Regions from separate parts of the Homo sapiens genome. Here region 1 is linked to region 2. Evidence: read pairs that join two places in POLR2A ChIA-PET (ENCODE). Cell type or tissue: CD4-positive, alpha-beta T cell. All regions are shown on one strand. Links, peaks and the distances in the headings refer to the core of each region. The heading gives the core; the rest is flanking DNA. Region 1 overlaps LOC105374593 (a long non-coding RNA gene). Region 2 overlaps FOXN2 (forkhead box N2).

Evidence for each region. Peaks named below come from ENCODE experiments on the same cell type or tissue, not always from the same donor. Only the 100,000 strongest peaks of a DNase experiment are listed, where the experiment ranks them.
Region 1: POLR2A ChIA-PET joins it to region 2 with 5 read pairs; 5 of 35 experiments call an interaction of 5 or more read pairs at or near these places.

Annotation. Positions count from the first base shown.
Region 1 is chr2:48,121,934-48,124,759 of GRCh38, reverse strand. All of the region lies in intron 2 of LOC105374593 (a long non-coding RNA gene), which reads left to right. Among named protein-coding and RNA genes, the nearest start is that of FOXN2, 190 kb to the left of the region's middle. In CD4-positive, alpha-beta T cell, for the core only: no CTCF peak of the experiment used is centred there; no DNase peak of the experiment used is centred there.
Region 2 is chr2:48,330,839-48,333,664 of GRCh38, reverse strand. The region is part of intron 2 of FOXN2 (forkhead box N2); the gene reads right to left. Among named protein-coding and RNA genes, the nearest start is that of FOXN2, 18 kb to the right of the region's middle. In CD4-positive, alpha-beta T cell, for the core only: no CTCF peak of the experiment used is centred there; a DNase peak (open chromatin) is centred at 1,164.

The DNA of each region.
Region 1 (2,826 bases), core at 207-2,706, 210 kb after region 2:
AGTTACTAAAATGCAAGCTGACCTCTAAGGGATGAAGGCTTGCCAACACTGAAAGTAGTCAAAAGCAAATGCCACAGCTTTTGAAGAAACTTTCAGTGTAAGAGTTCCTAAAAATGTTGGACACAAGGGTAGAATCTTTGGAGTAAGTAGCAATTGCTTCCAAGAAGGTAAGGTTGACTGACCTCTTTAAAAAAGGAAAATGTTCACTTGGACATACAATATTCTGGTGTCTTCATGAAGGGAATGAACTGAATCTTATTACTTTTTAGCATTCCTTATATTTTTGTCATTTTTCTCCTCTGATTCTCAAGTTTACAGATCTTTTTTATTGTTGTTGTTATTGGTTATGTTTTAGCTCAGCTGAGTTTTATGACTCATTCATGAGTTGTTCAAAAATCATACAGAGGCCAGGCACGGTGGCTCACGCCTGTAATCCCAGCACTTTGGGAGGCCAAGGTGGGCGGATCATGAGGTCAGGAGATTAAGACCATCCTGGCCATGGTGAAACCCCGTCTCTACTAAAAATACAAAAAAATTAGCTGGGCATGGTAGTGCACGCCTGTAGTCCCAGCTACTTGGGAGGCTGAGGCAGGAGAATTGCTTGAACCCAGGAGGTGGAGGTTACAGTGAACTGAGATCGCACCACTGTACTCCAGCCTGGTGACAGAGCGAGACTCCGTCTCAAAAAAAAAAAAAAAAAAAAATCATACAGAGCAGGGGTCCCCAACCCCCAGGCAGTGGACCAATGCCATCAGGAACCAGGCTGCACAACAGGAAGTGAGTGGCCAATGAGCACTACTGTCTGAGCTCCACGTCCTGTTAGATCAGTGGCGCCATTAGATTTTCATGGGAGTGCAAACCCTAGTGTGAACTGTGTATGTGAGGGATTTAGGTTGTGCACTCCTTATGAGAATCTAATGCCTAATGATCTGAAATGGAACAGTTTCATCCTGAAACAATCCCACCCCTGCTGGTCCATGGAAAAACTGTCTTCCATGAAACCAGTCCCTGGTGCCAAAAAAGGTTGGGGACTGCTAATTCAGAGGAATAGGAAGTGTCCTAGAGCTAGGTAATTCACTTTCCCTTCCCAGGGTGGATATTCTTGACATTTTTTCTTATTATGGGATATAATTCTTAGCTATAGATTTTAGAGTCCATTTTTTCTCTGAGGTCATTGACCTTCTGGCCTTTCACCACAACTAAGCAGGTCTTTTCTTACCCTTTTTTTTTTTTTTTTTTTTTAAGACAAGGTCTCACTTTGTCGCCCAGGCTGGAGTGCAATGGCATGATCAGCACTCACTGCAACCTCTACCTTCCAGGCTCACGTGATCCTCCTACCTCAACCTCCCAAGTAGCTGGGACTACAGATGTGCACCACCACGCCCAGATGATTTTTTATTTTTAGTAGAAACAAGGTTTCCCCATGTTGGCCAGGCTGGTCTTAAATTCCTGACCTCAAGTGATCTGCCCACCTCAGTTTCCCAAAGTGCTGGGATTAGAGGTGTGAGCCACTGCACCCAGCCAGATCTTTTCCTATTATACAGCATGTCCTACTGCTTATTTTAGCTGTTTCTAAAGGCCTTCTCCGTTAATCTTGATGTCTTATAGCAGTCTGTCGAGGCTGCCATAACATAATAGTATGGCCTGGGTGGCTTATGAACAACACGAATTTATTTCTCTTCCTTCTAGAGGCTGGAAAGTCTGACATCAAGATGCCCAGCAGGTTCAGTGTCTAGTAAGGCCCACTTCCTAGTTCATAGACAGCATCTTCTCACTGTGTTCTCACTTGCTGGAAGGGGCAAGGGAGCTCTCTGGGGCCTCTTTTATAAAGCCATTAATCCCATTCATAAGGGTTACACTCTCATGATCTAATCACCTCTCAGAGGCTCCACCTCCAAATACCATCACATTGAGGATTAGGATTTCAACACGTAAACTTGGGGGGGACATAAACATTCAGTATATAGCACTTGACAATTTAATGTGAATGATTCTATTCTTGTCATTCTAGGCAAATCTAGAGGCTGGCAAAAATGTTCTATGGATGTAAAATACCTAAATTACAAATGGTATGGTTAATGAATTACATTTCAGTCAGTTTGCTCTTGATTTCTTTTTTTCATTTTTTGAACAAAGCCCAAAGGCCTTCGGTCCCTAATATGATTCTTAATATATCTGCCACCTTGACCATTGTTGCCTAATTTATGTATTTGTGTTAAAATACATATAGCATAAAATTTACTATCCTAATTATTTTTAAGTGTATGGTTCAGTAGTGTTAAGTGCATTCACTTTGGTGTACAACCAATCTCCAGAACTCTTTTCATCTTGCAAAACCGAAACTCTGTGCTGAAAAACAATCCCCCATTTCTCCCTCCCCCTAGTCCCAGGTAACCACTATTCTACTTTCTGTCTATGAATATGACTACCGTAGTTACCTCATATAAGTGGAATACTACAGAATTTGTTACTTCATGTCTGGCTTATTTCACTTAGCATAACGTCCTCAAGGTTCATGCATGTTGCAGCATGCGTCAGAATTTTCTTCCTTTTTAAGACTAGATAATATTCCATTGTATGTATATATCACATTTTGTTTATCCATTCATCCATTGATGGACACTTGGTTTGCGTCCATCTTTTGGTTATTATGAGTAATGCTGCTATGGATGTAGGTATACAACTATCTCTTTGAGACCTTGCTTTTAATTGTAATTATTTTGGGTATATACCCAGAGGTGCAATTACAAGGTCATATGGCAATTTATTTTTAATTTTTTGAGGATCCACATACTGTTTTTCACAACAGCTGTACCATTTTACATT
Region 2 (2,826 bases), core at 59-2,558:
TACAGAATGGAAAGCCAGGTAAATTTCATTAGAATTTCATATAATATCACAGATCTGAATAAAATCTTAATAAGGGTAAAGAGCTTACCTTAAGGGACATGAATTTAATGCATAAACTTCGTGATTCCCCCCAACAAATACTTGTAAGTCTCTTTTTTGTCTATCTGTGGTTTAACAGGTGAGGATACAGAGTGAGTAACCTCCTGATAAGGAAATGTATTATGAATTACTATAATGTCAGAAGTACCTAAATGTATATAGGAATTTTAAATATAGAAATTTAAATCTATATAAAATGTATATAGGAATTTTAAATGCTAAAGCTAAAGTATTAGCTATATTGGACTATGATTATAGTATCTCTGCATCTAGTAATGTAGATAAAAGGTAGAGAAAGAGATGTATAAGAGATATACTATTCAGAAGAACCTCTGCTGGTTCTTTTCTAAGAGGCTTCAAATCAGAAACTTCTTGCTTCTACTACATGCATGGCTCTGTTGTCATGCTTAGAGTCTATCGTAAATATTATATAATTATAAAATGAAAGCCTTCTTCCTTTAGAAAGGATTAACATACATAACACTAGGAGATATTGGGCAGAAACTTGAGGAGGCAATATATTTGAAGTTGAAATTATGAAGGATAAGGAACTTCATTAATTTAAAAATTGAAAAAGGAAAATCTAAATCATTTACCTTGATATTAATCACATCTGGAGACAGTGAACCAAAGGATTACCAGCATGAGCTGTGAAGAAATATTGCTTGGCTTCAAATCCCAGCCCTGCTTTTCACTAAGCTATGAGACCTATCAACTTAGAATTATAATACTACCTACTTTCATAGGATTCTTAGTACAAATTAAACAACAAAAATAAAGCACTTAGAACAGAGGTACAGAGTAAGTATACAATGAATACTCGCTGCAGAGATGGTAATGATGATTATTACTACTATAAATTTTAAAATTATTAGCTTTCTTCCTAAAGTAGATGTATAAATATTATAACCTCCAAATATAAAAATCAGGGTACAAAATCAGTAACAATGCTTTATATTTTGAAGTTTTGAAATTAAAAACATATTTGTCTAGTGTTAAGGATAGATCTCCCTCACGACCAATGACATCCACTGACGAGGTGGCCAAATGAGATCAGGACTTCTTGGAAGAGTGCCACAATACGTCTTTCATCATTTTCTTTACGATTCGACTTTCACTTCCTTATTATATTTGTCCCCATGCACTCTGCAGATATTTTGCCAATCATGCAACATGATAGAACCCTTCTTCTAATCCTTGTAGTTTAATCCAAAAGTACTTTATTATAAACTTTTAATATTTTGTTATTAATGGCCAAGAAAGGTCTAAATTATTAACAGCTTTGTCTGATGCCAACATTCTCACACACAAAAAAAGAATTTATAAACAATAAAAATAACTATACTACCTCTGAAATAATCATGAGTTTTCACTATTAATGCCATTCTCAAAAACAAAAAGAAAAGACACAGCAACAAATGTAATGGCATCATGAAAACAGGACAGGAATATAAATATCTCCTAGTTACATTCATTGTGTCCAACTAATTTAGAATGTACTATTCTGTTTCAGAATTCTTAAGTTAAAATACTCAAAATAATAATTTTTCCATCCATTTTTGAGATAATACTTTTAACAAATGCGGTAGATCTGAGAAAAATATATAAATAACACGGTTAATTTCAGCCTAGCAGCTACAGTACATTAAAAATATGGGTATATGAATATATATTTAATGACCAAAAAAAATCCAGCTAAGTTCAGAAATTCTCATGAACATAAAGGTTCTGGGATTTTTCTTTCTTTTTTTTTTTTTTTCTGGTTCTGTCACCGAGGCCGGAGTGCAGTGGCATGATCATAGCTCACTGCAACCTCAAGCTCTTGGGCTCAAGCGATCCTCCTACCTCAGCTCCCTGAGTAGCTGGGACAACAGGTGTGTGTCACCACACTCAGCTAATTTTCTTATTTCTGTAGAGGCAGCGTCTCCTTATGTTGCTCAGGTTGGTCTCAAACTCCTGGGCTCAAGTGATCCTCTTGCCTTGGCCCCTCCCTAATTGTAAGGATTACAGGTGTGAAACAGTGTGCCTGGCCAACATAAATGATTTTTAGTGTATTCTTTAATAACTTACATAGGTCCACAGCAAATAAGGAATAGCTGCAATTAACTTGGTTCGATTAATTATGAGTTCAATACCTTTAAAAAGTGCTTTTAAAGTTTTATTATTGAATCTCTTCATGCTACATTTTCAATTTTAATTGTTTCTATCTTACCTATACTATAGTTCTTAGAGTCCTAAATCTATGTTGTTTCTAAATAATTGTTTACTTTTTTAAAATTTATATTTCATCCATTATATTGTCTAAGAATTCTTACTGGGAAATAAAATATAGCACTGAGAAAAGACTCAGATCAAAACAAAATACAATAGTCAATTCTTGATAGCCCAAAGCAAACTTAGGCAAATTAATTTTTTCCTTGTACCCTTGAGCCAGTCACTGAATATCTTTCCTTATTACCTCTTTGGGTAATGAAGAACATCAATTGTGCTGTTTCTAATAAGCTTTACTACATGGAGTGAAAAAGAACCATGCCATCTGTTATTTCTACTAGAACTGGAAAGAAGTTGAAACCAACACTTGAATAACTGTACCAAGGGGCCTGAGGAAGACTGTAGCCGGTTCCATGCTTTAAGCAAGGAATAATTAACCTCAAACTATATGGCAGCATCTAGCCTACAGATAAAATTGTTTCTCACCATTTTGACCCTACTACTCCAGCTTCCTAC